Regions from separate parts of the Homo sapiens genome. Here region 1 is linked to region 2. A link is an interaction called in ENCODE POLR2A ChIA-PET data of the cell type or tissue named here. Cell type or tissue: OCI-LY7. All regions are shown on one strand. Each heading gives the region's core, and the rest is flanking DNA. Links, peaks and the distances in the headings are about the cores only.

Region 1 (15,552 bases), core at 4,302-12,301, 150 kb before region 2:
CCCCACTCAGAGCCTGTCCAGGGCTGGAGACCCCCCTCTCCCAGTCAGTGCACCAGACCTGATGCTGAGCCCCTGCTCCCCAGCAGGGCACATGGCCCCTGGAGTCTGGCTCAGGCCACGTCAGGGTCTCCATGGGGGGGAGGGGTGGCGACAGCCGCCAAATTAGAGCGTCGGCAAAAACCCCAGTCCAGCTGCCCCCGCTGCCCTCTTGGCCACAGCTCCATGGCCAGGCTGAATCCATGCACGCCTGCCCCCAGGGAACAAGCCGGCCCCTCCCTCTGCCCACCCTGGGATGCGGGAGGGACAGCGTCACCCCTAATTGGCATCAACAGCAATGAAATTGACAAAGCCGGGCCGTGCAGCTCGCGGAGCCCTGGGCAGTGATTTCAATGCATTCAGCACAGTGCTGGGGTACGTGGGACACCTCAGCACTGCGCCGACCCACACTCGGCCCCGTCCCCCCTCACACAGAACAGCCGAGAGCTGTCGGGAGTTGGGGTGGCCTGGAGCCGGCTCTGGGCTCCCACTCCTACCTCACACTCTCGACACCTGGGGATGGCTTGGCAGTCCCTGCGAACAACCCTCCTGGTCCCGTCCCGTCTACCCTGCAGTCTCCCACCCAGCCACGGGCTGCTGCCTCCTGCCCTACACAGCATTCCAGCACCCCCACCATGCCCACACTGGGTGACAGCCAGGGTGCGCCTGCCAGAGGTACGCCTGTCCCAGGTGTCTCCAGGGCTGCCCTCCGGACACACCTGAGACCTCGACTGCTGTGGGCGACAGGGCCCTGCAGCCACCCAGCATGTGGCTCTGTTATGACTTGTCACGGGAGTCTGGCGGGAGCTGCACTGACCTCAGCAGCGTCATGGCAGGGCAGCCAGTGAGGGCTGACCACGGCTCGGCAGTGGGGCCCACAGGTGGCTGACCAAGGCCCCTGGGGGCTGCCCTTCCAAAGCCACAACCATCCTGCAGCCACTGAGAGCAGCCTGCGCCAGAGCTTTTTATAACAAGATGCCAGGCGCCAGGCGGCCCCCCACAGCCCCAGCGCCTGCATTCCAGAGGGCCGCGAGCACGCCTGGGTTCCCGGGGGAGAGACCCTGGGCCAGGAGCCGCCATGTCCATGAGCGGCCAGGCCAGCCTGTGGCAGGTTGGCATCCTCTGCAGCCTGGTCCAGAGCCTCCCTGGAGGAGCCCCCAGAAGCCACACTGTCTTCCCAGGCGGGCAGAGTACCCCTGATGGGCTCGTACTGAGCCTGACCACCAGACGGGGCCCCAGGACATGCCGTGCTCAGGCGGCCACGTCCAGGGCACAGCCTGGTGGTCACTGGGGGAAATGTGGGCTGCTGCCACGTCCGCATACTGGACAGTGCCAAGGACCCCCAGGCCCACAGCCCACACCAGGGTGCCTCCAGGATGGGGGCCATAGGGGACAGGACCATCAGCATCACGCTGCTAGGGGGCTGTTGACTTCATTTGGAAAACAAAACTGAAAAAATCTCTAATTCCTGTGGATCCACCCTAGATTCCTACCCGTCATCCCAAGGGCCTGGCTCAGGAAGCCTCTGTCTGTCAGACAGACCCAGGGTCCCACACGGGGCCGTGGTAGCAGGGGAGAGCGGCCTCTACGGAAACCTCCCACACCCGCCCTTCACCTGGGCAGAGCAGCCCCGATCCGGAGCAGCCTCGCTGGAGCCTGGGGTCAGGCTGGATAAGCGGCTACCAGAAGGGCCCAGGCCACCTGAGTCACCCCGAGAACATATGGCGTCTGCAGTAGGGCTGCTGGGAAATGTCACTTGGCCACCAAATGACAGAGGGAGATGCCAGGGGACCCTGTGTGTGGAGAAACTTCAAACACCCATCAGCTCAGCTCCGAGCCTTCCCCAGGAGAGACTTTCTGTCCCACAGAGAAGAGGGGCCAGGAAGGGGGAGCCACAGCGGCAGGGCCTGGGGTCTCAGGGCTGCCCCAGCCACACCCAGCCCTGTTGACTGGTGAGCTCTGCCCAGCAGTCTGGCCCGCATTTGTGGCATCAGCGCCGCTCCCGCGCCAGGTGGATTCACAGAGATGCCTTTGGATGGAAAACAGAGGTTGAGGGATGAGACACTGTGAGGGAAAAAAGCGACAGCGAGGGCCCTGCAGGGCAGTCAAGGCCTGGCCCCTGGGGGAATTCCCGTCCCCCCTCCCCAGCCTCCTCGCCGGTGCCAGGAGAAAAGAAACGGGCTGCCTGTGCAGGCCAAAAATGACGTCAACCGGGGGTGAGGCGTCCTGGAGCCTCCAACACAGGGAGGAGGAGCAGGAGGCAAGGAGAGAGACAAGCACCCTCCTTTCTCTTTCCCCTCAATTTCTTATTTTGAAATATTTCAGCCCACAGAAAGATGGGCAGACACAACAGTGAACACCCCTCATGCAGATGTGATCATTCGGCTGCATTCACTTTCCTTCCGCTCTGGGGCAAACATGCATGCACATATGTGCACACACAGACATGCATATACACACACACCTGCATGCACCCAAGCACACGTGCACCCGCAAGGACACACACACACCCCCAAACACGCACGTGCACCCGCAAGGACACGCACACGCCCCCCAAGCATGCACATGCACCCGCAAGGACACACACACACACACACACCTGTGCACATGCAAGGACGCACACACACACACCCGTGCACACACGTGCACCCACAAGGACATGCACACACACCCCAAGCACGCATGTGTACCCGCAAGGACACACACACGCCCCCAAGCACACACGTGCACACGCAAGGACACGCACACGCAAGGACATGCACACAACACCCAAGCATGGACATGCACACAAAAGAAAACCACAGACTGTGCCCCAGGAGCACAGCAGCATCTGCTGAGAGAAGGACTCTTGTCCCAGCTGCCAGCATCACACCAGGGCCCACCGCATGGGGGAGGTGGCTCTCACACACCCACACTGGAAATGTCCCTGCTGTCCCCAAGTACCCGGACGGTTTTCCCACACACACGGTCACGCTGGGGCTGGAGCTGTGCCTCCGCCCCTTCCCACATCCCGACAGGGGCTGTGTCAGCAGGACGCCTCCGTCCGCCGTGGTCTGGCCCCCAATTCTCTGTGCTGAGTGAGGTTCGGGTTGAAGGTTTCAGGGAGGAGGCAACTGGATGCCATACCACTGTCCCTACAAACATCCCCACCTGGAAAGCTCCCAAGCAGACGGAGGGCCAGCGGGGAATGAGGCCCAAACCTCAGCAGTGCAGGGGGCCCCAACCTGGGTCTCAGCCTTGGTGGGGTCCCCCAGGTGTGTGGCCGCCAGGTGTCCCTGGGGGCCTTGCCACGCCTCAGGAAGCTGCTGGGGTCAGTCTCACTCAGCCAACGGGGTGGCTGAGAGCCAGGAGGAGCCTTCCAGAAGCCTGCGTGGGGCTTCCTGTCTCAGATGAGGCCTCTCACGAGACCTGCCGACCCACGGGGCACACAGGCGCTGCAGCAGGAGGAACTGAACCGCAGGGCAGCAAGAGCCGGGGGACCACTGCCCCGCAGGCCTCCGAGACCAAACCCCAGGGCCCAACTGATGCCCACTTCACGCGGCCTCATGTTTCCGCCACCCCGGCGCCCCACCCTGCCACTGAGCAGAGGCCGTGTTCTGCTCTGCCCAGCGGGCCAGGACTGCCCCAGAAGAACCAGCAATATTTCCGGAACACTCGGCACCCCCAGGCCTCCCGCTGCTCCCCAAAGCCCTTGCCACCTCGGAAGCTGCCTGCTCTGGCAGAGGCGAGAGCCCCACGGCTGCCGGGGCATCCAAATGGCAGCTGACCCTCGCCCAGCCACGGATGGCCTCCCCTGAGCCGATGCAAAGAGGCCCAGACCCCCGGCCCCGGGCAGCAGGTCGCAGGTCCATGGGAGCAGCTGGGCTCTTCCAGACAGGTTCAGGAGATGGAGCCCAGAACCTTCTCTGTGCCGCTGATGCCCCCGGACACCAGTGCCTTCACCAGGAGGAGCTCGCCATGCTGAGCCCAGCCTGGTTTCCGCCTCACTGCCTGGGCCCGGCTTCCAAAGGCCCCACACTCCCTTCTTCCCGACCCTGCCCCTCTTGCTGGGCAGAGTCAGAGGTCTCAGAGGACAGGGGTGATGCCGGGGGCACAGCAGGGTCCAGCAGCCGGCACTGCACTTTCACAGGGGCTGTGTGTGCTGAGCTCCCCAGAAGCTCAAAATGCGCCACAGGGTGGGGGTGCCTGTGGCTGCCACATGACACACAAGGAGGCAAGGAGCGTGGAGGGTCCAGCTGGCACCATGAGGGAAAGGTGTGATGGCCTCTCAGGCTCCGAGGGTGGCCGGGCAGCTGTGAAAGACCCGACTCCTCCTGCAGGTGAAGCCCCTGCATGCTTCTGCCCCTTTAGCCCCTTCCTGTCTCCTGCAAACCCAGGCCCCCGGTGGACCCCCAGGTCCCGGCCTCCAGGAGGGCCGCCAAGGACCGGACCACAATGATGCTAACCATTTATCCAGATGCCCCGAAACTGGAAGGGGGCCGGAGAAAGGCCAGAAAGGACGGGCAGGACTAAGGACAGGGACGCTGTCCGGGATGCCGGGGGCAGCCCTGCGGGCGCGCGGCCTCACAGCAGACAGTGCTGGGGCATCCCTGGGCCGCTGAGCTGGGAAACCGAGGGGAGGGAGGCTGGGGGCTGCAGGGTGAGGGCGCCAGGGGCATGCACACAGGCCGGGACACTGCCCAGAGGTCTCCTTTTCTTGACAGTAATTTTCCAGGATGTGATGACACACAGAGGAAAAATGTGAACCCATTCGGAGGTGGCCCCAACCTCAGAGTTTCCAGCGTCTCTGAGGGTTTGTGTTTTTCCCTCCCGGCCTCCCTCCCTCCCACCGTCTCGGCCCGGCCTGCCCCGCCAGGGCTCCGGTGAGAGGGAGTGTGGAGTTTCCCCTGGAGGCTCTGAGCTTCAATGAATCACTACGCCAGACACGGGCCAAACCTCCCGAGTTACTCAGCGCCCCGGCCACCCTCGGAGGCAGGCGGCGGAGCACGTGGACGCCATCAAAGGCCTGGGACGTGCACAGCAGGAGAGGCTGTGCCAGGGCGTGGGCGCGGGCTCTGTGGGGAGACCGCTGCGACCGGCGTGGACAGGCATGCACAAAGGACGCAGGCGGGACTGCCTCTGAAGACACCACAAACTCCATGCCCAAATTTTACATCCAAAGCACGGGGAACACCCTCAGCACAACATCCCTCCTGCACCAGGCAGAGGCATCAGGCCTCGAATCCCACCCAGAGGAGACGGCGCCGCCCCCAGGCTGAGCACAGCATCCGCACCGATGCTCATGGCCCGGGCCTGCCAGCGAGTGGCCACATGGCTGGGGAGAGGCCAACAAGGAAGGCCCAAAGCAGAGATGTTTCTGTTTTGAGACAGCGTCTCGCTCTGTTGCCCAGGCTGGAGTGCAGCAGTGCAATCTCAGCTCACTGCAGTCTTGATCTCTCAGGCTCAGGCAATCCTCCCGTCTCAGCCTCCCAAGTAGCTGGGGCTACAGGCACACACCATCACGCCCTACTAATTTTTAAATTTCCTTTGTAGAGATGGGGTCTCGTTATGTTGCCCAGGCTGGTCTAAAACCCCTAGGCTCAAGAGATCCTCCCAGCTCGGTCTCCCGAAGTGCTGTGATTATAGGTGCGAGCCACTGTACCCAGCCAAGAAAAGTTATTTTAGGCTGGGCACGGTGGCTCACGCCTGTAATGCCAGCTCTTTCGGAGGCCAAGGCCGGCAGACCACCTAAGGTCAGGAGTTCAAGAGCAGCCTGTCAACATGATGAAAACTCCATCTCTACTAAACGGGCACCTGTAATCCCAGCTATTCAGGAGGCTGAGACACGAAAATCGCTTGAACCCAGGAGGTGGAGGTTGCAGTGAGCAGAGATCGCACCACCACACTCCAGGCTAGGCAACATAGACAGACCCTGTCTCGAAAAAAAAAAAGTTATTTTAAAAAGATGAAAACAGGCCGGGCGCGGTGGCTCACGCCTGTAATCCTAACAATTTGGGAGGCCAAAGCAGGCAGATCACCTGAGGTCAGGAATTTGAGATCAGCCTGACAAACATGGTAAAACCCCATCTCTACTAAAAATACAAAAATTAGCCGGGCATGGTGGCAGGCGCCTCTTAGCTACTCAGGAGGCTGAGGCAGCAGAATCACTTGAACCCGGGAGGTGGAGGTTGCAGTGAGCTGAGATCATGCCACCGCACTCCAGCCTGGGCAACAGAGTGAGACTCTGTCTCAAAAAATAAAAATAAAAATAAAAATAGGCTGGGCACAGAGGCTCACACCTGTAATCCCAGCACTTTGGGAGGCCGATGCAAGTGGATCACCTGAGGTCAGGAGTGCGAGACCAGCCTGACCAACATGGCAAAACCCCTTCTCTACAAAGAACACAGAAATTACAGGTGGCAGACACCTGTAATCAATCCCAGCTACTCGGGAGGCTGAGGCAGAAAAATTACTTGAACTGGGAGGGGAAGGTTGCAGTGAGCCGAGATCGTGCCATTGTACTCCAGCCTGGGTGACAGCGCGAGACTGTCTCAAAAAAATAAATAAAATAAAATAAAATGAAAATGAAAAGATGAAAATATAAAGCATGAGGTACTCATAAGAAAAAAAAATCACTTTTTAATTTTAAAAAGAAAAATACTTTAGAAGATGAAAAGAGGCCAGGTGCAGTGGCTCACACCTGCAGTCCCAGCTACTCGGGAGGCTGAGATGGAAGGTCATGACTGCTGTGAGCCGTAATTGTGCCCCTGCACTCCTGCCTGGGCAAGAGAGCGAGACTGTGTCTCAAAAAAAAAAAAAAAAAAAAAAGGAAAAAGAAAAAAAAAAGAAAAGAAAAATAAGAACAGGATTCAGGACTGCTGCAGCCTGGGCTGACCATGAGCCCGTCTGGAGCTGGGCACGTTACGGTGTGGCAGGCGTGTGTCACTGTGGATAAAGCGCACCAACACCCCCGGACAGGCAGGAAAAGCAGTTTGGTGAGGGGGGTCATCCGCAGGGCAGAGTCTGGAGGCTGCTCCTGGGGGAGCCCGGGAAGGGCTGACGGGGCCCCTGACCTGAGTTCCTGGAACAATCCCAACCAGGGGATCTTGGGCCCAACGGGGAGGAGAGTCCAGGCCAGAAGGGGCCAGTGGGGTCTGCGCCCTGCAGCAGCCGACTCGCCCAGTACGGAGCCCCACACTCCCAGTTCTCCCCACAGCCCCAGTGGCGAGCATCCACCCCCTACCCCCCGGGGTTCCTCACCAAAACACAAGCGCCTGTCAGTCACCAGGCTTCTAAACAGCCGGGACTCAGCCAGCCACCTGCAAAGTCGCTGAGCCATCTGCCAGCCACGCTTGGTGGCCATTCCAATCAAGGCCACAGGCTGTGCCCCTAGGGACAGCCTCAGAGCCCAGGGTTGTCCTCAGACACCCATGAGGCATAGCAGGGACCTGGGCCACCCTGGCCACTGACTGTGCTGGCCGCAGGGATGGGAGTCTGCACCGCGTCGGATGTGGGGGCTCCTGTCTAGCCCGGCGTCAGGGTCCAGGGGCAGGAGCCCCTGGCCCAATACCTACTGCCCAGGGTCAACAGCACCTGCCCTGCCAGGCACACGGGGGTCCCAGGCAGGGTGTATTCACCACGCCCAGTGCATGACCCGCTCCAGGCCCAGCCTCCTCCCCGCTGGTTTACCCCCAAAACCCTGGGACAGGCTCCTCCCCGCCCCACGAGTCCCACACCGGCTGTCAGCCACAGAGGGCCGGGTGTGAGCAGGGGTGCTGAGGAAACCCCAGGCCCCGGCTCCAGGAGCAAGGTTCACCCCCGAGGCGGGAGGGGCAGGCAGGGCAGCAGCCGCCAGCCCGTGCGGGCAGACCCAGCCTTTGATCAGGAGCGGCCCTCGTGCCAGCTGCCGGGAGGCCGAGTTGTGGGGGGCGTCTGCTGGGACTGGCGTCCCAGCCCAGCACAGGGCTGCAGGGCAGCCTCCCAGCCAGTGGAGGCACTTCAAAGACAGGGCCAGGGGGCGCCGGGCAGCCCCAGCCTCTCCCAGCGCCCGGTTCTGATCGCCAGTAAAACTACCTTCTAATAATTAATGCCTGACATCAAAGGCAGGAACCGCCCGGGTCTGTGAACCACCCCGGGTCTCGGCCGAGGACCTGCCTGTATTTTATCCTGTCTCTTCCTTCTGACTCTTTATTTAAGTCCAAAAACCACACACAGGCAAAACATTAATGGGAAACTTGGAAACTCTTTTTGCTTACTAAAGTGTACCTTTGAAGTTCCCCAAAAAAGTTCTGTTTTGTTCCCTTCTCCCCTCCCCCCATCACTGAAAGGGACCCAGCAGCGGCATGTGGCCCCGGGCCCTCTGCGTGTGCGGCTGGCGGCGATGGGAGGCGCGGGGCAGGCAGGACGCCCTCCATCAATCAGCTGCCCAAGTCCCAGATCAAAGGCCCTCAGCACGCCATGCAGGCCAGGCACACGCTCCCTCCCCTGGACCCCTCCTGCCAGCCAAGACCCCACCCCAACAGCGCCTCCCGACGGGCGAGCACGGGCGGGCACTACTCTGGGCTGCGAGCCCCATGCTCCACGCCCCACGCTCTGCAGACAAGACCCGCCCTGGTCACGGAGGGAAGGGGCTGAGGCCCACGCCTCTAGAATGGGGGAACATGACAGCCACTGTGTCTCTCACACTGAGGGGTCCCCACAAGAGCAGGCCTAGAGGGGGTCAGCCCCTGCTCACCCGGAGCACACGGGTCGAGGGGCACGAGCGCTTCATGGGGACTCAGGTGTCACAGTGCAGAGTTTGGCAGAGTTCCCAGAGGGAGGATGGGGTGCCAACACCATCATAGTCCTAGAATGGACCCAACACCCTCACTCCCCACTCCCTTGTCCACTCAACAGGAACAGTCCCAGGACAGCCAGGGGGACAGAAAACAGAGGGGCTGGACCCTGACGCCGGGCTAGATGGGAGCCCCCACATCCAACACGGTGCAGACGCCCGGCCTCTGCCCTCCCAGGTGTGTGGCCGGGAGGCAAGAGGGAGGCATGAGGTTGCTTCACTCAGAAGTGGCCAGAGGAGGAGGAAGCAAACTCCTGACCTCACCTGAGTTCCGGGACACGTAGCACGAGTGCCCAGGGGACAGCCGAGGCCGGGGCCATGTGCACAGAGCCCTCCTGGCCACTTCTTGTTTTCTTTTTTTTTTTTTTTTTTGAGATGGAGTTTCACTCTGTCACCCGGGCTGGAGTGCAGTGGCACGATCTCGGCTCACTGCAACCTCCGCCTCCCGGGTTCAAGAGATTCTCCTGCCTCAGTCTCCCGAGTAGCTGGGATTACAGGCACCTGCCACCACACCCAGCTAATTTTTGTATTTTTGGTAGAGACAGGGTTTTGCCATGTTGTCCAGGCTGGTCTCAAACTCCTGACCTCAGGTGATCTGCCCACCTCGGTCTCCCAAACTGCTGGGATTACAGGTGTGAGCCACCATGCCACAGGCCCAGACACAAATATTTTAAATGTCCACAGGAGATGGAGGCATGGGGGCCTTCCAGGCCCACTACGTCAGCAGGAGCTCAAGAAGCTCTGACCTGGCCCCTGGGCTGTGGCTGGCAGCTGGCAGCCTGGCCCTCAGGGGACACAGGGGCTGGGAAACAGCCTCCTCCCATCCCTGTCACCGAAAGCCGCATGACAGTCCCCCAGTCTGCCTCTTTTGGCACAAAACCCATAAATGCCACGAACACCTTAGTTCTGCAGGTGAGGAAGCTGAGGAAGTCAGGTTTCAGCAGCCCAGGTGCAGGGCTCTGATGCGGGGTCAGGACAGGGACAAAGGAAAAGTCAGCCACAGGGCCAGGGACCCCACAGACACGAGGTCCCCACGGTTGGGGGGAGGCGTGAGGGAGAGGGTCAGGCCACAGCCACACACAGGCATGCTCGGAGGTCAGCACCTGGCCGCCTGCCTGCATGCACTCCCCGCCAAGGGCCCAGTGCCCCAGTGGTGGGTGTAGTCTGCAGTGAGCAGTGGCCATAACCTTCGGAGAACTTCCAGAACCCAGAAAAGAGGGGCCACTGCCCAGCTCCCTTGTGAGCCAGGTGAAATTCGATTCCCAAACTGGATGAAGACAGAGCAAGGAAAAAAAGTCTGTCTCACTTATGAACACACATGCACAAGCCAATAAAATAAAGCATACGGTCATCTCCATTGATGCTGAAAACACTGAAACGGTTCAACACCCACTTAAGATTTTTTTAAATGTCAGAAAGTTAGGAATAGTAACTTTCTCTGCTTGATAAAGGCTTTTTATAGCACACATCATCCTTGGCAGAGAAATGACTAGTAATTCCTGTTACGATCAAGACAAGGAAGGATGTCTACTAAGATCGCCACGATCCAAAAGCACCAGAGGCCCATTCGCTGCAACACAGGAAGAAAAACGATGAGAGGACAAAGGGAAAGGTCTGCAGAGGCCCCGACAGAAACCAAGACGCCACTAGAACTAGCAAGGAGTCAGCCAGTCAAAGATGTAACAGGAAGCATGATACTATCCACAATATTATAAAAAGTAACTTTCAGGCCTGGTGAGGTGGCTCACAATTGTAATCCCAGCATTTTGGGTGGCTGAGATAAGAAGATCGCTTGAGCCCAGGAATTCGAGACCAGCCTGGGCAACAGAGAGAGACCTCGTCTTTATGAAAAATAAAAATAAAAATAAATTAGGCTGGGCGCGGTGGCTCAAGCCTGTAATCCCAGCACTTTGGGAGGCTGAGGCGGGCGGATCACCTGAGGTCAGGAGTTCGAGACCAGCCTGGCCAACATGGTGAAACCCCGTCTCTACTAAAAATACAAAAATTAGCTGGGCGTGGTGGCACACGCCTGTAGTCCCAGCTACTTGGGAGGCTGAGGCAGGAGAATCGCTTGAACCCGGGAGGTGGAGGTTACAGTGAGCCGAAAGTGCGCCACCACACTCCAGCCTGGGCGACAGAAGCAAAACTCCATCTCAAAAAAAAAAAAAAAGTGGGTGCCTCAGTAAAGGTGGTTTAAAACCAGAAAAAAGAGCTGGGCGCGGTGGCTCACGCCTGTAATCCCAGCACTTTGGGAGGCCGAGGTGGGTGGATCACAAGGTCAAGAGATTGAGACCATCCTGGACAACATGGTAAAACCCTGTCTCTACTAAAAATACAAAAAAATTAGCTGGGCTTGGTGGTGCGCGCTTGTAGTCCCAGCTACTCGGGAGGCTGAGGCAGGAGTAATCACTTGAACTTGGGTGGCAGAGGCTGCAGTGAGCCGAGATCGCGCCACTGTACGCCCACCTAGGGACACAGTGAGACTCTGTCTCAAAAAAAAAAAAAAAAAAACCCAGAAAAAAAAAAATCATTTGCCTGAGAAGCTAAGAACAAGCCCAGTGACCCTGCTCAGGTAGGAGGTGGGGCTTGATTCCAGACCAGATTGAAGACTGGCTGATGCGTTCACCAGCTCCCCCTTCCCTGGCCATAACCCGGAAGTTACCACCCCTTTTCTAGAGATTTCTGAATGCCCCACCCCTTAACGTGCATGTAGTTGAGTGGATGTAAATGTGACCACGGCCATGCCCTGAGCTGCTGCCCTCCATGCACCACCCCAGGGCGGCCCTGCTCTGTGCCACACATCACGGAGCCAACACGGAGCTGACACAGTTGCCGCCTTGTCATGGAGCCAACACGGCCTCATCCCGGAGCCCACACGGCCTCATCCCGGAGCGGACACGGCCTCATCCCGGAGCAGACACAGCCACCGTCTCAGTAAAGCTACTTTCTCTACCACCTGCTTACCCCTAAATTCCTTCCTGGGCGAAGTCAGAAGGCTCCTGTCCAGAGCCCCGCGTTTGGGTTCCTCTGCGCGTTTGGGTTCCTCTGCCCGCATCACGGCCACGCCACCAGGCTGACCAGCTAAAGCCACGCAGGGCTACACATCAGGAGAAAGGACACCCCCAAGTCCCAAGGCCTAGAGCCCCTTTTACCCGCTCCCGCTCCTGCTCCTGCTGGGGATCCCGCTCCCGCTCCTGCTCCTGCTCCTGCTGGGGATCCTGGCCCGACTTGGACTTCTTTGGCTTGGAGGGGCCTCCAGGGCTGGAGAGGGACTTCGGCAACTTAGCTGAAGATGATGTCAGAGGCCTCGTGGGCCCAGGAGGGCCCCCCAGTCTCTGTCCCCCACCCGAGAAAGGAACAAAGGGGGCAGCTGCGGGTGCCCTTGTGCTCTGCTTCTCCTGAGTGTGCTCGCAGCAGGGCCCTGAGGTGTCCGCGTCCTCCGGACGGCTCAAGTCGCCGCGGCTGAGCTCCCCAGATTCCAAGGGAAGTGGAGCGCTGGCGGCTGCCTGGCCAGCCGACGCTGACGAGCCCAGGCTTCCTGGGGTCTTGCCCACGGGGTCGTAGCACTTCATGACAAACCTGAGTGGGGCCAGAGGACAAGGGAAGCACCTTGTGGTGCCTACCCCCGGCTCACCCTCTCCCGGCCCAGGCTCACCCTCTCCCGCCCCCGGCTCACCCTCTCCCGCCCCCGGTTCACCCTCTCCTGCCCCATGCGCCCTCCCAAGATCCACCGCCCCTCTGGGGGACACAGAGATGAGGTCGGGGCAGCCCAGCCCCCACGCCCACAGGCAGGCAGAGGCCACCAGGCGCTCTCCATGATGAGGGCCTGGGTACACCTACTCCCCACTTGCCACGTGTCCTTTCTCCTTTCCTTTGAGACCACTTTTTTTTTTAGCTAAATAGACTCCTCGGCCCCAGCAGCACTGCCCTTACCTGATGGTGGCGCTGCCCCCGGTCAGGCCCAGCGACTGCAGCGTCGTGCCCCGCAGGGCAGCTTCACCCGTCACCTGCAGGAGGAGCAGCCAGGACAGGTGCGCCTTGCACCGGGACCCCAGAGCCCAGGGAAGCCCTCCGGGCACCGGCACCACCAGGACCACAGGCCACGTGCCCTCTCTGGCCTCCATCCTACCCACCCCCCACATCTGGCCCCTGCCGGTCCACACCCTCCACAAGGCCCAGCTTGAGTCTGGTCTGCAGCCGGGGCAGGACCTGCTGCCCATGCCTGACCGTGTCTCCCCCAGCCTGGTCTCCGCAGCTGGGACCCAAGCTCACTGAGGCCTGGGCTGGCAGAGCTGGGCTGCAAGGAGGAAGCCCTGGTGCCAGGACCCACTGCCCGGAGCGAGAGAGGCAGGAACGTGCTGTCACCCACGGGGGTGGCCATTCCTGGTGCTCAGCTCGGGGTGGGCAGGGATCGGGCCTGGCTGGCCACGTCCCATACGCTAACTCTGACCTGTGAGGAAGGGGTGGAGAAGCTGCCTCTAGCGAGGGCACAGTCAATGGCCCAGCACAAAAGCCAAAGGGTGTAAGGGTCCCTGAGGGCCACAGCCTCAGGACAGTGCTGGGCCTGGGTCCTGAGCCCCGTGGCTCATCCCCTCAAGGGAGGACGTAGACCTGAACCTCCCCGTCACAGCCCCAGCCAGGGAGCTTCCAAATGGGGATAAATGCGGGGAATGTCCTGGCCCCCCAGGGCCCCTCCGGGCCAGTGCCCCCCCACCCCAGCAAAGGGCACTCAGCCAGCGTGGAAACAAAAGGCCCCTGTGAGGCCAGGGACGAGCGCTAGGAGGGTCCCGCCACGGCGGGCTTTGCTTGCGCCACGCCACACTCGGTTTTGAAAATGATCAAAACACCGAGCAAAGCAAATATTTATTAAATGAAACCACTTTTGTGACTCTTGGGCTTTGAGAGAAGCTGAAAAAACAAACAGGGCGCCGAGGGAGGTTTCGGGGCAGCCCGGGCTCCGAGGGCCGGCCACTCCCTCTTTTTCCATGAAACACGTCGTGCTTTCAAGAGCCCGAGTCTCCCGCCACTGCCCTGGAGACGGCTGCGGGACAGCAGATTTTCCAGTTGGAAAGTGGGCTGAAAGTGAGCGGGGACTGGGTGAGCAAGAGCAGGCCGCCTACCTCATCCCTCGTGTACACGCAGACTGGGGTGGCCCCGCCGGGGTGCTGCAGGCACTCCCTGGGAGGAGAGGAAAGAAACCATCAGGTACCCCAGGGCAGCTCAACCAGTGCCACGGAGGCCCTGGGGCAGGAGACTCGGAAAGCAAAGGTGTGGGGCCCTCACCCAGCACCCACCCAGGACAGCGTCCCAGGCCCAGGCCCAGGCCACAGACCTCAGCCCCACTGCGCCCCACAACCACCAAAAGGAGGCACCTGACAGCCGGGGGCGCTCCCAAGGACCCTGGCCTGTGGTGCGTGGCCTGGGGGCTCCCCCCGAGACCTCCAGTCTCGGGGCCGCTGGCAGGACGTGGAGCTGCCGGCAGGGCCCAGGGACCGCACAGGAGGGGCGAGCAGCACTGGCTCCGGAATGCGGCTCACGGACACCTGTACTCAGGAGCCTGAGAGTCAGGGTACCGACGTCTGGGCTTTCATCTTAAGCCGCCCACTAAGAGGAGGTGCCCCTGTCTCCACCGCCTGATGTCCTCCTTCAAAGCCGACGCCTGATGTCACCGAAGCATGGAGGGAGGGGCGCTGCACTCCGCTCACGCCCGCTTGCCTGTGGCCGGGGAGGCCGTGCTTATAAGTCCATGTCGGACTCTGCCACCAGTGTCTTTCTGAGCCTCGCCCCGCAGGAGGCACAGCTGGACCCGTGCATGGGTGGGCAGGTATATGCAGCACGCCTCCCACACATGCCTGATGTGCATGGCAGCCCGGGAGACGGGCACATGCCGTCACATCCAGCCCCAGAGCATGTGAACTGCTGGTGGCACCTGCTGCATGAGGCGGGCTTGCCTCTGCGTTTCCAACTCCCCACCGTGAAATCCTCCCCACTGAGAAAAACAAAAGCCCTTCTCAGGCCTTCCTTGCAGATGCCCCTCATCAGTCCCTCTCCAGGGAGGGGAATCCGAGAGGAGGGGGCAGATGGCCAGAGCCTAGGCAAAGGGGAGGCCAGGGCCGGCCTCAGGTCATGCAGGTGCCCTGCCAGGCCCTATGGCCAGTGTGCCTTGCAAGGGCTCAGGTGGGACAGGAAGACACAGGCTGAGCTGGTGACCAGAACACAGGGGATAAAGATTAGGTAACAGCTGGGCTGGAAACTGCTTGCAGCAACCCTCCGGGATGGGGGGTACTGGGAGGGTCAGAGGGCAGGGTGCTGCAGTGTCCAGGTCGAGACATACGTGCACATCCATGCACAGAGCGGGATGCTGGGACAGGAACTCTCGGCCTCCGCCTGAACCCACCTGTGTGCTTACAGGGCCGCAGGGGTCCACTGTGCACTCACCGTGCCCCGACCCTGGGATCTGCTGACCTACTTGAAAGAGCAGGACTCAGCCGGGCGCGGTGGCTCACGCCTGTAATCCCAGCACTTTGGGAGGCCGAGATGGGCGGATCACGAGGTCAGGAGATCGAGACCATCCTGGCTAACACAATGAAACCCCGTCTCTACTAAAAATACAAAAAATTAGCCAGGCGTGGTGGCGGGCGCCTGTGGTCCCAGCTACTCGGGAGGCTGAGGCAGGAGAATGGCGTGAACCCAGGAGGTGGAGC
Region 2 (15,552 bases), core at 3,743-11,742:
GCTTCCCAGGCTCAAGTGATCCTCTAACCTCAGCCTCCCGAGCAGCTGGAACTACAGGCGCGTGCCACCACGCTGGGCTGAGTTTTTGTATTTTTTGGTAGACATGGGGTTTTGCTGTGTTGTCCAGGCTGGTCTTGAACTCCTGAGCTCCGAGTGGTCTGCCTGCCTCAGCCTCCCAAAATGGTGGGATCACAGGCGTGAGCCACCGCGCCCGGCCACGTTTTAACTATTCTAAAGTATTAACTACATTCAGAGCGTCCTGCAGCATCCCTATTTCCAGAACGTTTTCCTTACCCAGAGGTCTGGAGTATTGGCGCTCTGGGCGTGTTCCCACCCAGGTGGCACCCACACTTCGTATGCCCCTCAGCCCCAAGGGCATTATGACCCCTAAGGATCCACTGTGAAAACTGCCATCCTGATCCCGCTGTCCTTCTCCTGGGGAAGGGCTCCTGGACAGTGTGGCCTCTTAGCCGCCTCTCCCCGTTACCAGGACACAGCAGGGTCCTTGTTTGCACAGTGTCAAGATGGGGCCTGTGGGTTTCTATTGTCTCTTTTCTCGGTCACCAGGCAGGTGGGGCTGGGGCCGCACACTTGTGCTCTAGGGACAGCTGAACCTGGATGTGGGTGATGGTGGGTTTGTGCCGCTCAGAGCCAGGGTAGTGTGGATAGGAGAGAAAGTCTCGGGAGAGGAGGGACCTGGGGAGTGAGGGGCAGGAGGGCGGCCGGGGGCGATCGGACCTTCAGCTCCTGTCCTGTGTCGTTTCCAGAGGGGAGAAGAACCTTTTAGACAGCAGCATCATAAGCCAAACGGTCAGACGGGCAGCCTCTGGGATTGGGGCTGAGTGGTTTTGGACACAAGGAACCCATTCACTTTCTTTTTTTTTTTCTTTTTCTTTTTTTGAGACAGAGTCTGTCTCTGTCGCCCAGGCTGGAGTGCAGTGGCGCGATCTCAGCTCACTGCAAGCTCCGCCTCACGGGTTCACGCCATTCTCCTGCCTCAGCCTCCCGAGTAGCTGGGACTACAGGGCACCCGCCACCACACCCAGCTAATTTTTTTGTATTTTTAGTAGAGACGGGGTTTCACCGTGTTAGCCAGGGTGGTCTCGAACTCCTGACTTCATGATCCGCCTGCCTTGGCCTCCCAAAGTGCTGGGATTACAGGTGTGAGCCACCGACCCATTCACTTTCTGTAGTAAGCACGGAGCATCCAGCACTCCCCGGGACCAGGTAGGAGGGAGGGTAGAGCCAGCTTCCTGGAGCGCGGTGGTGCGGGTGGGTCAGGATGGCTTGCTTCCATGTTCTTGTTCTTGTCATTTAGCTGTTTTTGCAGCCACTTCCTCAAGATAACTCAAGACAGTAGATGCTCTTTACCAGGAGACATTCTCTTGATGTCCCCTGAAGGGAAGAGAGTTGCTAAATTAGTCTATTGCCATTGCAAGGTGCCCAGGAAATTAAACCTCTGACTAGAAAAAGCCAGTGAAGTGTTGGATAAAGTTGAAGGAACCAAAGGTCTTTTTAGAGCTTTTATTAAAGAGAAAGTTCCAAGTCTTGTCCTGAAACTTGGGTTCTGGGGCAGACTTTCTCCAGAGCCCACGAAACTCGCGAACCCTGTGTTGTCACACAGCCCACAGCTCCTTCAGTGCCCTGGATGTCTGCAGTGGCCGCTGTGACTCTATGGACAGTTTGGTGATATGTGTCCGCGAAGGCTGGGAGGGTGGTTTCGTTGCTCTTGCCTGCAAAGGCTCACACGTGGCCATCCATGTGGGCTCCCCACAGGTTAACGTTCTGTCTCCATTCTCTGGAGTCCACTAGAGCTGGGCACAGACAAACCCACTTGGGTTTGATGCCAGTTGGTGGGTGGCGCTTTCCTGCCCACTGAAGGTGGCTCAGGTGTCTGTGATGGCGAACGTGGTCGTTGCAGGCAGCTCCGGGCAGAAGCCCGGCCCCCTGTCCGGTGCACGTGGTAGGGGCTGCCCTGGAAGTCAGAGCTCACCCCGCAGCTGAGAGGATGAGTCCAACTTGTTCCTTTTCCACCAGGCTGTTAACCCCCATCCCTCAAAGTGAGTGAGGCCTTCCTGTGTGTGCAGTGGCCACAGTGGGCAGCCTGGCTGAGTCGGGTGCTCTTGTGTGGCCCGCTCTTGCCTGCTCTTCCCTTCCTTCCCTAGCAGGCACTGCAACCCAGGAAAACCTCTGCGGGGGCTGCTGGTCACTGGCACCATGGGTGTGAGAGCTTCTGATATTTCACTTTTTCTTCTCCCCCAGCTGGCAGCACTGGGCCTGTTATTGTTGTTTGAGAAAGGGTCTCGCTCTGTTACCAGGCTGGAGTGCGGTGGCACAATCACACTTCACTGCAGCTTCGACCTCCTGGGCTCAAGCAGTCCTCCCACCCCAGCCTGCTGAGTAGCTGGGACCACAGGTGTGCACCACCGCACCTGGCTATTTTTTAATACTTCTGTGGAAATGGGGTTTCACCGTGTTGCCCAGGCTGGTCTCGAACTTCTGAGCTCAAGCAATCCTCCTGCCTCAGCCTGCCAAAACATTGGGGTTACAGGCGTGAGCCATACCACCCGGCCTGCATTGGGCGTTTCTATGCTGTTTGTCACCGTGGCCTGGCAGGGCTGGCCTCCTGCTGCTGTGCCCTGCTAAGTGGACCAGTTTCCCTTACCGCAGTAGACCGTGATTGAGTGTGGTGTAGCATCTCTGCTGAAACGATGGCAGCCCTGGGACAGCTGCGGCAGTGTCTCCTCCTGGCTTCTTGGCATGAGATGGTGTAGGCGGCGCCTGACACTCTGGAGGGAGTCAGAGACATTGTTCTGCAGGGGTGGGGGGATTTCGTTTGCCTGCAGTTGCGGCCCGGCGTTACTCCTGGGCACAGTGCGAGCCCACCCGTGCCACTGGGAGCACGGCTGTGATCAGCAGCTCATGTTCCAAAGGATTCCCTCCAAGGGCCTCCTGAACTTGGCTTTTCTGCCTCTCCTTACCCGCCTTTGCCCCTCTGGGGAAGAGGTAGCAGGCTTAGAAGCCTCTGCCCCTCGGGTTCGGGCAGGGTGGTTGGTGCTTGTGCCCTGGTTTAACATCAGCTCCTTGGCAGTCAGGCCAGGCCAGGGTGGCCCAGGCACAGCGTGCACAAGAGCAGGGAGTGGCACCTGGTCTCTAAGTTACTCTGCAGACGCATACATGGAAACGGCCAGTAAGAAAGGATGCGTGATTTATTTCCCCAAGTCTCATTTAAGAAGTTTGAGGAGGCCGGGTGCAGGGGCTCATGCCTGTAATCCCAGCACTTTGGGAGGCTGAGGTGGGCGGGTCACGAGGTCAGGAGATCGAGACCATCCTGGCTAACACGGTGAAACCCCGTCTCTACTAAAAATACAAAAAATTAGCCGGGCGTGGTGGCGGGCACCTGTAGTCCCAGCTACTCAGGAGGCTGAGGCAGGAGAATGGCGTGAACTCAGGAGGCGGAGCTTGCAGTGAGCCGAGAAGCACCACTGCACTCCAGCGTAGGCGACAGAGCAAGACTCTGTCTCAAAAAAAAAAAAGGTTCAAGGGGACCAGGCTTGGTGGCTCACACCTGTGATCCCAGCACTTAGGGAGGCCAGGACAAGAGGATTGCTTGAGGCCAGGAGTCTGAGACCAGCCTGGGCAACATAGTAAGACTGTCTCTACAAAAAGTAAAAATAAAATAAATTTTTTTGGCTGGACACGCTGGCTCACGCCTGTAATCTCAGCACTTTGGGAGGCCAAGGCGGGCAGATCACCTGAAGTCAGGAGCTTGAGACCAGCCTGACCAACATGGAGAAACCCCATCTCTAATAAAAATACAAAATTTGCCAGGCGTGTTGGCACATGCCTATAATCCCAGCTACTTGCGAGGCTGAGGCAGGAGAATTACTTGAACCCAAGAGGCGGAGATTGCAATGAGGCAAGATCGAGATCGTGCCATTGCACTCTAGCCAGGGAAACAAGAGCAAAACTCAGTCTCAAAATAGATAAAATAAAATAAAATAAATTAAATAAATAAGTATTTTAAAAAGTAGTTCTGTCCAGGTGCAGTGGCTCACACCTGTAATTCCAGCACTTTGGGAGGCCGAAGCAGGCCGATCACCTGAGGTCGGGAGTTCAAGACCAGCCTGACCAACATGGAGAAAGAAACTCCATCTCTACTAAAAAAACAAAATTAGCCAGGCGTGGTGGCGCGTACCTGTAATCCCAGCTACTTGGGAGGCAGAGGCAGGAGAATTGCTTTAACCCGGGAGGCAGAGGTTGCAGTGAGCCAAGATCCTGCCACTGCACTCTAGCCTGGGCAACAAGAGTGAAACTCCGTCTCAAAAAAAAAATAAAATAGTTTGGGCCGGGCTCAGTGGCTCACACTTATAATCCCAGCACTTTAGGAGGCCGAGGCAAGTGGATCACCTGGGGTCAGGAGTTCAAGACCAGCCTGGCCAACATGGTAAAACCCTGTCTCTACTAAAAATACAAAAATTAGCCAGGCGTGGTGGCGGGTGCCTGTGATCCCAGCTACTCGGGAGGCTGAGGAAAGAGAATTGCTGGAACTCGGGAGGTGGAGGTTGCAGTGAGCCGAGATCATGCCATTGCACTCCAGCCTGGGTGACAATAGCAAAACTCCGTCTCAAAAAATAAAAAAATAAATAAATTTTAAAAATAAATAAAAAAGTAGTTCGGGGGAATGATGGAAGGCTCACCCAAAATTCTCACTTGAAGAGCCTCAGCACAGGGGCGCCTCTCTGAGCCTGAGCCGAGGCCGCATCCTCAGCTGCAGGCTGACCCCTCGTGGTTGGGGCGCCACAGCCTCTCCATCTTGTGGCCTTAGGACTCCCTGAAGCTGCCGTGCATTATTAGGGGTCCCCAGGGCCTTACAGGCACGTGGATTGCGCCTTTCAGGATCTGTTGTATTAGAAACTAGAACTAAGAATGTAAAAAATCGTTTTTTTCTCTCTATTTATTTTTATTTTTTATTTTTTGAGATGAAGTCTTGCTCTGTTGCCAGGCTCGAATGCAGTGGCACGATCTGGGCTCACTGCAACCTCCGCCTCCTGGGTTCAAGCGATTCTCCTGCCTCAGCCTCCCAAGTAGTTGGGATTACAGGCACCCGCCACCACGCCCAGCTAATTTTTGTATTTCTAGTAAAGACGACGTTTTACCATGTTGGATTAGGCTGCTCTGAAACTCCTGGCTTCAGGTGATCCGCCCGCCTCAGCCTCCCAAAGTACTAGGATTACAGGCGTGAGCCACCACGCCTGGCCTGTTTCACTCGTCACCCAGGCTGGAGTGCAGTGGTGCGATCTCACTGCAATGTCTACCTCCCAGACTCAAGCAATCCTCCTGCCTCAGCCTCCCAAGTAGCTGGGATTACAGGCAGGTGCCACCATACCCAACTGATTTTTGTATTTTTGTATTTTTTTTTTTTTTTGAGACAGAGTCTTGCTCTGTTGCCCAGGCTGGAGTGCAGTGGCACGATCTTGGCTCACTGCAACCTCTGCCTCCCGGGTTCAAGTGTTTCTTCTGCCTCAGTCTCCCGAGCAGCTGGGATTACAGGTGTGCACCACCACACCCAGCTAAATTTTTGTATTTTTGGTAGAGTCGAGGTTTCACCATGTTGGCCAGGCTGGTCCCAAACTCGTGAACTCAAGTGATCCACCTGCCTCAGCCTCCCAAACTGCTAGGATTACAGGTGTGAGCCACTGCACCTGGCCTTTTTTTTTTTTTTTTTTTTTTTTTTGAGACAGAGTTTCGCTCTTGTCGCCCAGGCTGGAGTGCAGTGGTGCGATCTCGGCTCACCGCAACCTCCGCCTCCCGGGTCCAAGCGATTCTCCTGCCTCAGCCTCCCAAGTACCTGGGATTACAGGTGCCCGCCACCACGCCCAGCTTATTTTTGTATTTTTAGTAGAGATGGGGTTTTACCGTGTTGGCCAGGCTGGTCTCGAACTCCTGGTCTCAAGCGATCCACCCATCTTGGCCTCCCAAAGTGCTGGGCTTACAGGCCTGAGCCACTGTAGCCAAATTTATTTTAAAAGAATAATAATCCCATTACATGTTATCATAAATCACATCTTTACGGAAACTAGTTTGTCCCAGACAAAAACAATTTAGTGCTGAGTGATGTTTTAGATTCCTCCAGCAGGATTCTCCTCTCCTGCCCTCCTGCTCTTGCGACACCATGCGCCCAGCAGCCTCTGTGGGTCTGTGCCGCAGCACGTGAGAGGGAGAGTGAAAAGGCAGAGGCCAGAGAAGTGTGAGTGTGAAAATAGCTTTGACCAGCCGGGCGCGGTGGCTCACGCCTATAATCCCAGCACTTTGGGAGGCCGAGGCGGGCAGATCACGAGGTAAGGAGATTGAGACCATCCTGGCTAACGTGGTGAAACCCATCTCTACTAAAAATACCAAAAATTAGCCGGTGGTGGCGGGCGCCTATAGTCCCAGCTACTTGGGAGGCTGAGGCAGGAGAATGGCTTGAATCCGGGAGGCGGAGCTTGCAGTGAGTGGAGATCACGCCACTGCACTCCAGCCTGGGAGACACAGCAAGACTCCATCACAAAAAAAAAAAAAAAAAGATCAAGACCTTCGTGGCCAACATGGTAATACCCCATCTCGACTAAAAATACAAAAAAAAATTAGCCAGGCATGGTGGCAGGCGCCTGTAGTCCTAGCTACTCGGGAGGCTAAGGCAGGAAAATCACTTGAACCTGGGAGGCAGAGGTTGCAGTGAGCCAAGATCATGCCACTGCACTCCAGCCTGGGCAACAGAGCGAGACTGTCTCAAAAACAAATAAAAAAGAAAATAGCTTTGACCACATGGGTGCCCTGAAAAGGCTAGGGGCCCTGGGGATGGGCCACACTTCAAGGTTGCTGGAGGACCACGTGCGCCAGGCTTGCATTGTGGATGTGAAGCCAGCTGTTGAATTCACGGGCAGCCATAAGGCCGTGACCAGAGCCAGTCTTACTGTCGAGGAACAGCCATGTCCTGTACCCATTGCTGGACCTGTGGCTCGAAACCCCACGGGAGGGCAGGGCTGCTGGCTGCTGTGACTTCCCACGTCCAGGGAGACCCGGGCCCAGGGGCTGTGCTCCCAGCAGCAATGCTCAGTCAGGGCCCTCTTTCTGTCCACAGTTTGATGAAGGCCGGAACAACTTTGAAGGGGAGGTCACCAAGGAGAACCTGCTGGACTTTATCAAACACAACCAGCTGCCCCTTGTCATCGAGTTCACCGAGCAGGTGCGGCTGCCCTGCAGCCCCCAGGCTGGGGATGGGGAGGAGTGGGTTGGGGGTGGCATGAGGCTCCCGGTCACCACTGCTGTCCAGCGTCTGACATTGGAGGCCATTGGGAGAATCTTCTGCATTAATAGTGTGTGACTCAGACCCAGTAACTTAAGTTTATAACACAGACAGCCCCGAAGATTTTTGGAGGTGAAATCAAGACTCACATCCTGCTGTTCTTGCCCAAGAGTGTGTCTGACTATGACGGCAAACTGAGCAACTTCAAAACAGCAGCCGAGAGCTTCAAGGGCAAGGTGAGCTGCTCTTCTGGGTGGCTCGTGGGGCGGTGCCAGGGAGCAGTACAACTCTTCCCGAGGTGACAAGTGTGGGGCCTTCCTGAGGCTGCCTGCTGGACTGGATCGGGCACCTGATTCAGGACAGCCTGGATGTAGGCGAGGGGCCAGCCAGGCCAGACCTCTGCTCCCAGTCACCTGCTGGTCTGGTTGGGCAACCCCGGAATCCAGGTTGGAGGAAAAAGGCACCGGAGCACGGTCTGCTTCCGAGCAAAGTCAGGGCTGGAGGCAGAGGCCAGCCGTCTCCCGCACCTGTGCAACCTCCTTTTCTCCCCCAGATCCTGTTCATCTTCATCGACAGCGACCACACCGACAACCAGCGCATCCTCGAGTTCTTTGGCCTGAAGAAGGAAGAGTGCCCGGCCGTGCGCCTCATCACCCTGGAGGAGGAGATGACCAAGTACAAGCCCGAATCGGAGGAGCTGACGGCAGAGAGGATCACAGAGTTCTGCCACCGCTTCCTGGAGGGCAAAATCAAGGTGCAGGCGCGTCCCCGGGCCAGGGCTGCCTCCCGGGTAGAGCCGCCACCTTGGGGTCTCTGGGCTCTCAGTGTCCTGGGCTTCGTCCTCAAAGTAAGATCTTCAGAGTAAGAGGACGGAGCCCAAGATGGTGTGAAGACCACCATTCTTGTCACACCTTTGGGGACCTGTAGGAGCCCTCTTGTCCACACGGCTGGCCCAGATGCTCCTCAGGGAAACCTCCTGGCCGGCGAGGGTGCGGCCTGCGTGGGCTCATTGGGCCCAGCCCACTGGCCCAGCCTTCTCTTTCTGGATTCTTGGCACTGTTGGTGTCTGCGGCTGCCACCCTGGTGTGCCCAGGGCAGCCACGCACCTCAGTCCCGGGCAGGGTGAGGGTTGGGGAGCTCTGTGGTCCCCCAGGCATCGCCGCCCCTCACCGTGCCCTGCCTGCCCTCCAGCCCCACCTGATGAGCCAGGAGCTGCCGGAGGACTGGGACAAGCAGCCTGTCAAGGTGCTTGTTGGGAAGAACTTTGAAGACGTGGCTTTTGATGAGAAAAAAAACGTCTTTGTGGAGTTCTGTAAGTGTTGCCCTTTCAGCTCCCCAGGTCCGTGCCACCAGGGCACGCGCAAGGTAGGCAGACTCCTGGGGAAGCGTCTGCCAGTGGCTTTGTGTCCAGGACACACCCTAGAACTGCTTTCTTTTCAGATGCCCCATGGTGTGGTCACTGCAAACAGTTGGCTCCCATTTGGGATAAACTGGGAGAGACGTACAAGGACCATGAGAACATCGTCATCGCCAAGATGGACTCGACTGCCAACGAGGTGGAGGCCGTCAAAGTGCACAGCTTCCCCACACTCAAGTTCTTTCCTGCCAGTGCCGACAGGACGGTGCGCCTTCCCTCCAGACGGGGCTGGGGCGGGCTCTGGGAAGAGCAGTGGTCCCCACGCCAGCCTGGGTGCCTCTCTGGAAGGAGCCTGGGGCTAGTCAGGTGGGAGAAGAGCTGTGGGAGCTCCTTCAGAAGCACCCACCTTTGTTTTTCGAGAGAGATGGGATCTCACTATATTGCCTAGGCTGTTTTTGAACTCCCAATGTGCTGGATTCCGGGTGTGAGCCACCGGACCGGGCCTGCTCTGCCTTTCTCTAGGGAGGAGGAGCCAATGCCAGGAGATTGGCTCTGGGCCGGGACCAGCCCCTGCACTCATCCCTGTCTTCCACAGGTCATTGATTACAACGGGGAACGCACGCTGGATGGTTTTAAGAAATTCCTGGAGAGCGGTGGCCAGGATGGGGCAGGGGATGATGACGTGAGTGGGGTCACAGCCCTGGGCTGGTCTCTGGGATTCAGCCCCTTGGCCCCACGGGACATGCCCACTTGGGCTCGGCTTGTGATGGGAATGGTGCCATTGGAGGCACGTCTGTGCGTCCAGGGCTCTGGGGCCCCACACCTTCGCCCAGCAGGGCAAGGGATGTGCTCCCAGTGCTCTGCTGAAACAGCTCTCCCTGGCCAGCACTTCTTTAGGGGACGACGTTGAAGGCATCTTTAAAAACCAGATTTTGCTTAGAAAACCTTTTCAGACACATGGCACCGGTTCCTCACATGCTGCTAACTTGGACTCAGAGGTCCATCCCCAGCCCGCTGGCGGGGCCCGGGCACAAGGGCGCAGACATGGGTCTGCCCTCGGGAGTTTAGTCCTGCCCGTCAGCGCGTGGCCAGCAGCAGTGGTGACTCTGCCGGGGAAGCAGGAAGGCTGGTGTTGGGAGGATGCGGCAGGGGCGGGGTGCTTGACCATGGTGAAGGAGATGAGGGCATGGTCAGCCCAGGCTGGCAGGGCCTGCTGGGAGTGCTGGTGCACAGTGGGAGGTGGGAATACTCTGCCCAGGCTGGGGATGGAGGGCCGGCCCCTGGTGCTGCCTGTGGCCTGTCATTGGCCAGAGCCCAAGGGTTGGAAGTAGAATGGTCACACCCCAGTGGTGACTGTGCCTGGACTTCATGCTGGGGCTGTTGTCCCTGCCGAGATGTGGACCCTCTGTAGACTCCATGGTGCCAAGCTGGGAGACACACATACGCCTTCCATGCCCAGTGGAAGGGTCCAAGGCTGAGCTGGGATTCCCAGGGTTCCTGACACAGTGGGGGCTCTGATTCATCCTGCTATAGGCAGAAATCCCCCAGGCGTCACTCTTCCTGGGAAGACCCCTGTGTAGCTCGTAAAGACCAGGGTTGGCTGCTCCAGTGGCCGGTGGCCATGTCCGCCGTGGCCGGCTAGTCCCCGGTGTGAGCAGTGTGGGGTGCTGGGGGCCGGCAGCCTCAGCTGTTGCAGCCAACCTGCCCGCCCCGCCCCTTTTCCTGTATCCCAGGATCTCGAGGACCTGGAAGAAGCAGAGGAGCCAGACATGGAGGAAGACGATGATCAGAAAGCTGTGAAAGATGAACTGTAATACGCAAAGCCAGACCCGGGCGCTGCCGAGACCCCTCGGGGGCTGCACACCCAGCAGCAGCGCACGCCTCCGAAGCCTGCGGCCTCGCTTGAAGGAGGGCGTCGCCGGAAACCCAGGGAACCTCTCTGAAGTGACACCTCACCCCTACACACCGTCCGTTCACCCCCGTCTCTTCCTTCTGCTTTTCGGTTTTTGGAAAGGGATCCATCTCCAGGCAGCCCACCCTGGTGGGGCTTGTTTCCTGAAACCATGATGTACTTTTTCATACATGAGTCTGTCCAGAGTGCTTGCTACCGTGTTCGGAGTCTCGCTGCCTCCCTCCCGCGGGAGGTTTCTCCTCTTTTTGAAAATTCCGTCTGTGGGATTTTTAGACATTTTTCGACATCAGGGTATTTGTTCCACCTTGGCCAGGCCTCCTCGGAGAAGCTTGTCCCCCGTGTGGGAGGGACGGAGCCGGACTGGACATGGTCACTCAGTACCGCCTGCAGTGTCGCCATGACTGATCATGGCTCTTGCATTTTTGGGTAAATGGAGACTTCCGGATCCTGTCAGGGTGTCCCCCATGCCTGGAAGAGGAGCTGGTGGCTGCCAGCCCTGGGGCCCGGCACAGGCCTGGGCCTTCCCCTTCCCTCAAGCCAGGGCTCCTCCTCCTGTCGTGGGCTCATTGTGACCACTGGCCTCTCTACAGCACGGCCTGTGGCCTGTTCAAGGCAGAACCACGACCCTTGACTCCCGGGTGGGGAGGTGGCCAAGGATGCTGGAGCTGAATCAGACGCTGACAGTTCTTCAGGCATTTCTATTTCACAATCGAATTGAACACATTGGCCAAATAAAGTTGAAATTTTACCACCTGTCCTTGCCTCGGGTTTATGATCTCACCAAGCCCGGAGAGCTGGGCTGGAATGCGGACGCCAAGGCCATCTGCCAGGCCTTAGTGGGGTTACTGGTGCTGAGAGGCCTCGCCCCTGGGACGAGGTGCAGATGCAGAAACAGGCCCCAGTCTCCCCAGCAGAGCTGTGCAGGCTTGCGATTCCCGGGGAGGATGCCTTCCCTGCCTGTAGGCTGCTTTACCTGGACTCTGATGGGGCTTCTGTGATTCTGGACCCTGGATGTGGACACGGGTGGAGCCACCCAGCCCCATGTGATGCTCAGACTCCTGGTCATTCCCTCCCATCCCCGCCGTGGAGTGACGAGAAATCAGGTGGACTCAGGCTTCAAGGATGGGTGAGAGGAACAGGGGGCCCTGCTTATCACTAACCCTTCACACGATAAAGGGCAGGGCTGGGCGCAGGGACGCGCGCCTGGAATCCCAGTGCTGGGGCAACACGGGGAGACCCCGTCTCTAGGAAAAATTAGAAATTAGCTGGGCATGGTTTGCACCTACAGTCCCAGCTACTCGGGAGGCTGAGGCAGGAGGATCACTTGATCCCAGGAGGTCAACACTGCAGTGAGCGGAGATCGCGCCACTGCACTCCAGCTGGGTGACAGAGCTGTCTCTAAAAATAAGGATCTCCTGGTCTTTAAGTTGTAATTTGGCTTAACCTCAGCACTCCTGTGCTTCACATGCAGAAAAAACACATACACTCGATTTTTTTTGAGACGGAGTCTTGCTCTGTGGCCCAGGCTGGAGTGCAATGGTGCTGTCTTGGCTCACTGCAACCTCCGCCTCCCGGGTTCAAGTGATTCTCCTGCCTGAGCCTCCTGAGTAGCTGGGATTACAGACATCCGCCACCACGCCCGGCTAATTTTTTGTACTTTTAGTAGAGATGGGGTTTCACTGTGTTAGCCAGGATCTGCTGGCTGACCTCGTGATTTGCCCGCGTCGGCCTCCCAAAGTGCTGGGATTATAGGCGTGAGCCACCGCGCCCGGCTGAAAGTCAATTTTTCTGCAGACGGCAAGCCGCGGCCTGTGTGCAGGGCTGGGCGATGGCTCTGCTGAGCCTGGATTTGCTGCTTTTCTGCAGGGGAGGCAACAGGAGCTCTGTGGTGTCTGTGGGTCCCCCTGAGGGCAACGGCAGAGGCCCTGAGGATCCAGCAGGGCTCATGGTGGTCTCAGAGGGCGGTGAGGCAGGAGGAAGGAGCCCAAGGGTGCAGGTGGCAGGTGGGAGTGGGGGTGGAGCTGCAGCTCTAGGGAGGCTGCTCGGCCCTCAGAAGTTCGGATGGAACAAACGACCCTCACCAGGCTGCCTTGAGGAGCCCTGCCTGTGACTCTGTGAGCCCCGCCAACTTCACATCCTGATGTGCTTCCTAGAGTAGGAGCTTCCGCACTGCCGAGATTCCCGGGTGTCCTCCCAGTTCCCGAGCTTGCGGGCTGGCTGCAGCTGCTGGAGCCAGAGACGGCTCTCAAGCCAGACCAGGCCTCGCCGGGGGTGCGGTTCTCCCGTTCTCCCCGCTACCTCCCTTGCCGGCCCCACAGGCCCTCACAAACTCGGCCGCTCCGGCTCCTCCTGCCTCTGCTCCAGGCTGTGGAGTATCCGGCCAGCATGCCGCGAGGACCTGTGTCAACACGTCGCCAGCACCAGCCAGCCCGGTTTGCCCACATGTCCTTGGCCCCACACGGCTCACACCAGCTCGGCAGTCTGGGTGCTGCCGTCTGCCCCGGCCCCCAGCTCTGTGGGTCTTGGAGACAGCCCGTGCTGGGGCTGGTTTCTGGCTAGTTCAGCTCCAGGGCCTCAGCAGGGTTTGTGTGCCATGCCTGGGTCCTGCGACACAGTGAGCCGCGTACTCACGGAAAAGTGGGCAACGGCATCTGGAGGTGCCGTGGGAGGATGTGGGCAGAGGCCCGAGGGCTGTGGCTCCTTGCAGGGTCTCTGAGGGAGGCTGTCCTGAGTCACAGCTAAAGGGGTGGGCTGTATTTGTGCCTGTGCTCCCTGGCCGTGGGATGGGGTGCAGTGACCCTGTGGACCAGCTGTGCGGGGAGCCGGCCCTCTGGAGAGAACGTTGGGACATGGCACAGCTGCCCGCAGCACTGGTGTCATGTGCTCTGGAAAGGGGAGGGAGTCACTGATACCTTTCCCGTTTTGCAGAGGCAGCTGATGAGCACATTCCTGGGCTCGGCTGTGGCTGGGAGGTGGTGGGGCAGTGTCCAAAACCTCTCTGACTGGGCTGCTGGATTAGTGGGGAGACTTTGAAGGCTCTGGGAGGAGGTGGTTAGGGCTTAGCAGCCTGGGACTTCCCAACCCTCTGTCTCTCCAGGTGCCAGGAAGCCACCGGCCTGGAGCCTAAAACAGTGATTGCTGGGTCTATGTACCACACCCCGGGGGGCCTCTGACCTCAGGGAGGGAAGGGCCCTTCTGGCCCTAGGCTGGCCCTCCTGCCAGACTGCAGTGCGACCTGCGCTGACTTTTCCTTTTTTTTTTTTGAGACATAGTCTCACTCTGTTGCCCAGGCTGGAGTCAGCGCTGCGATCTCAGCTCCCTGCAACCTCTGCCTCCTGGGCTCAGGTGATTCTCCTGCCTCAGCCTCCTGAGTAGCTGCGATTACAAGCATGCACCACCATGCCCGGCTAATCTTTGTATTTTCAGTAGAGATGGGGTTTCACCATGTTGGCCAGGCTGGTCTCGAACTCCTGATCTCGGGTGATCCACCCACCTTGGCCTCCCAGAGTACTGGGATTACAGGCGTGAGCCACTGCGCCTGGCCTCAGCTGACTTTACTAACAGGGTCTCCCGGGTGCTTTTGCAGAGCACTGCTGGTTGCATTCACTGGACATTTTTTTTTTTTTGAGACAGGGTCTTGCTCTGTTGCCCAGGCTGGGGTGCAGTGGTGTGACTGTAGCTCACTGCAGCCTCAAACTCCTGGGCTCAAGCAATCTTTTGCACCTCAGCATTCTAAGTAGCTGGGACCATAGGCACCCAGTACCATGCCTGGCTAATTTTTAAATTTTTTGAAGGGAAGGGGGTCTCCCTATGTTGCCCAGGCTGGTCTTCAACTCCTGGCTTCAAGTGATCCTTCTACCTTGGCCTCCCAAAGTGCTGGGATTACAGGCGTGAGCTTCTGAGCCCAGCCAGGCCTCACTGGACTTCTAAAAGTTGGACGGTAGGCCGGGCGCGGTGGCTCACGCCTGTAATCCCAGCACTCTGGGAGGCCGACGCGGGCGGATCACGGGGTCAGGAGATAGAGACCATCCTGGCTAACACAGTGAAACCCCGTCTCTACTAAAAATACAAAAAATTAGCTGGACGTGGTGGCGGGCGCCTGTAGTCCCAGCTACCCCGGAGGCTGAGGCGGGAGAATGGCGTGAACCCGGGAGGCGAAGCTTGCCGTGAGCCCAGATCGCACCACTGCAGTCCAGCCTGGGCGACGGAGCGAGACTCCGTCTCAAAAAAAAATAAAAAAAGTGTGATGGTAAACCTTGTGCATCAGATGTTCTAGTTCGTCCTCCAGAAGGCAGAAACTTAGAGTCATGCAAACTAGGTCAATTTGCAAGTTCATATGGACCAAGAAGAATCAGGGACAAAACTCCATGAAGACAGGTTTGGCTCTGACGTCACGCTGCATGAACAGCACGCTTCGCCCACGGTGGAGCAGGCACGACTGCTGACGGCCGGCTTCTGATGGAACGTTTCAAGGGTGAGGAGCTCCAGGGAGTGTCTATCATGGCGTAGAACACACGGTTCCCACATCCTTATTAGAATAGAAGGCACATAAATACCTTTCAAGGAAATCTGTTGTGACTGGCGAGGCTTCAGGCACCAGTCCCTCGGGTGATCCAGATAGAAACCCCAAAGCCAAAAGCTCTGCACGCTCCCAGCTCACCTCCAGCAGGAGGGACACAGGGGCTTGCTTGGGGTCGCCAAACAGGCTCACCGGGTGGTCTTGCCCCCACCGCGTCTCTAGCCTGAGGCCCGGTCACTCCTGGAAAGGGCGTTCCTTCTCGTCACACTGTTGGTGGCAGCTTCATCCAGCGTGCTTTCATCTGATCCTCTGAGGGGGGAGGGCAGACAGAACTTTCCACAACATGAGAAAAGGCAATCTTCACATCAGAGGAGAGCCTGTCTCCAGTGTACAACGTTTCGTCTCCAGGCTTCACGTAAACAAGCCAGAAAAAACGGCCTGGCTCCTCCCAAGTGACCTGGAATTCCAACTGT

What was found. ChIA-PET counts read pairs that join two places held together with the same protein. Peaks named below come from ENCODE experiments on the same cell type or tissue, not always from the same donor. Only the 100,000 strongest peaks of a DNase experiment are listed, where the experiment ranks them.
Region 1: POLR2A ChIA-PET joins it to region 2 with 11 read pairs; 3 of 35 experiments call an interaction of 5 or more read pairs at or near these places.

What each region holds. Positions count from the first base shown.
Region 1 is chr17:81,993,295-82,008,846 of GRCh38, reverse strand. It overlaps ASPSCR1 (ASPSCR1 tether for SLC2A4, UBX domain containing), which reads right to left. Exons shown (of 16, transcript NM_024083.4): 5 at 13,969-14,026; 6 at 12,782-12,855; 7 at 12,001-12,427. Among named protein-coding and RNA genes, the nearest start is that of CENPX, 22 kb to the left of the region's middle. RefSeq lists enhancers at 199-699, 4,125-4,646, 4,647-5,168, 5,169-5,690, 7,139-7,786 and 2 more. In OCI-LY7, for the core only: no CTCF peak of the experiment used is centred there; a DNase peak (open chromatin) is centred at 7,366.
Region 2 is chr17:81,838,922-81,854,473 of GRCh38, reverse strand. P4HB (prolyl 4-hydroxylase subunit beta) reads left to right here. Exons shown (of 11, transcript NM_000918.4): 5 at 7,127-7,231; 6 at 7,402-7,527; 7 at 7,845-8,045; 8 at 8,483-8,603; 9 at 8,732-8,913; 10 at 9,244-9,330; 11 at 10,382-11,308. The coding sequence ends at 10,462. Among named protein-coding and RNA genes, the nearest start is that of PPP1R27, 12 kb to the right of the region's middle. In OCI-LY7, for the core only: no CTCF peak of the experiment used is centred there; no DNase peak of the experiment used is centred there.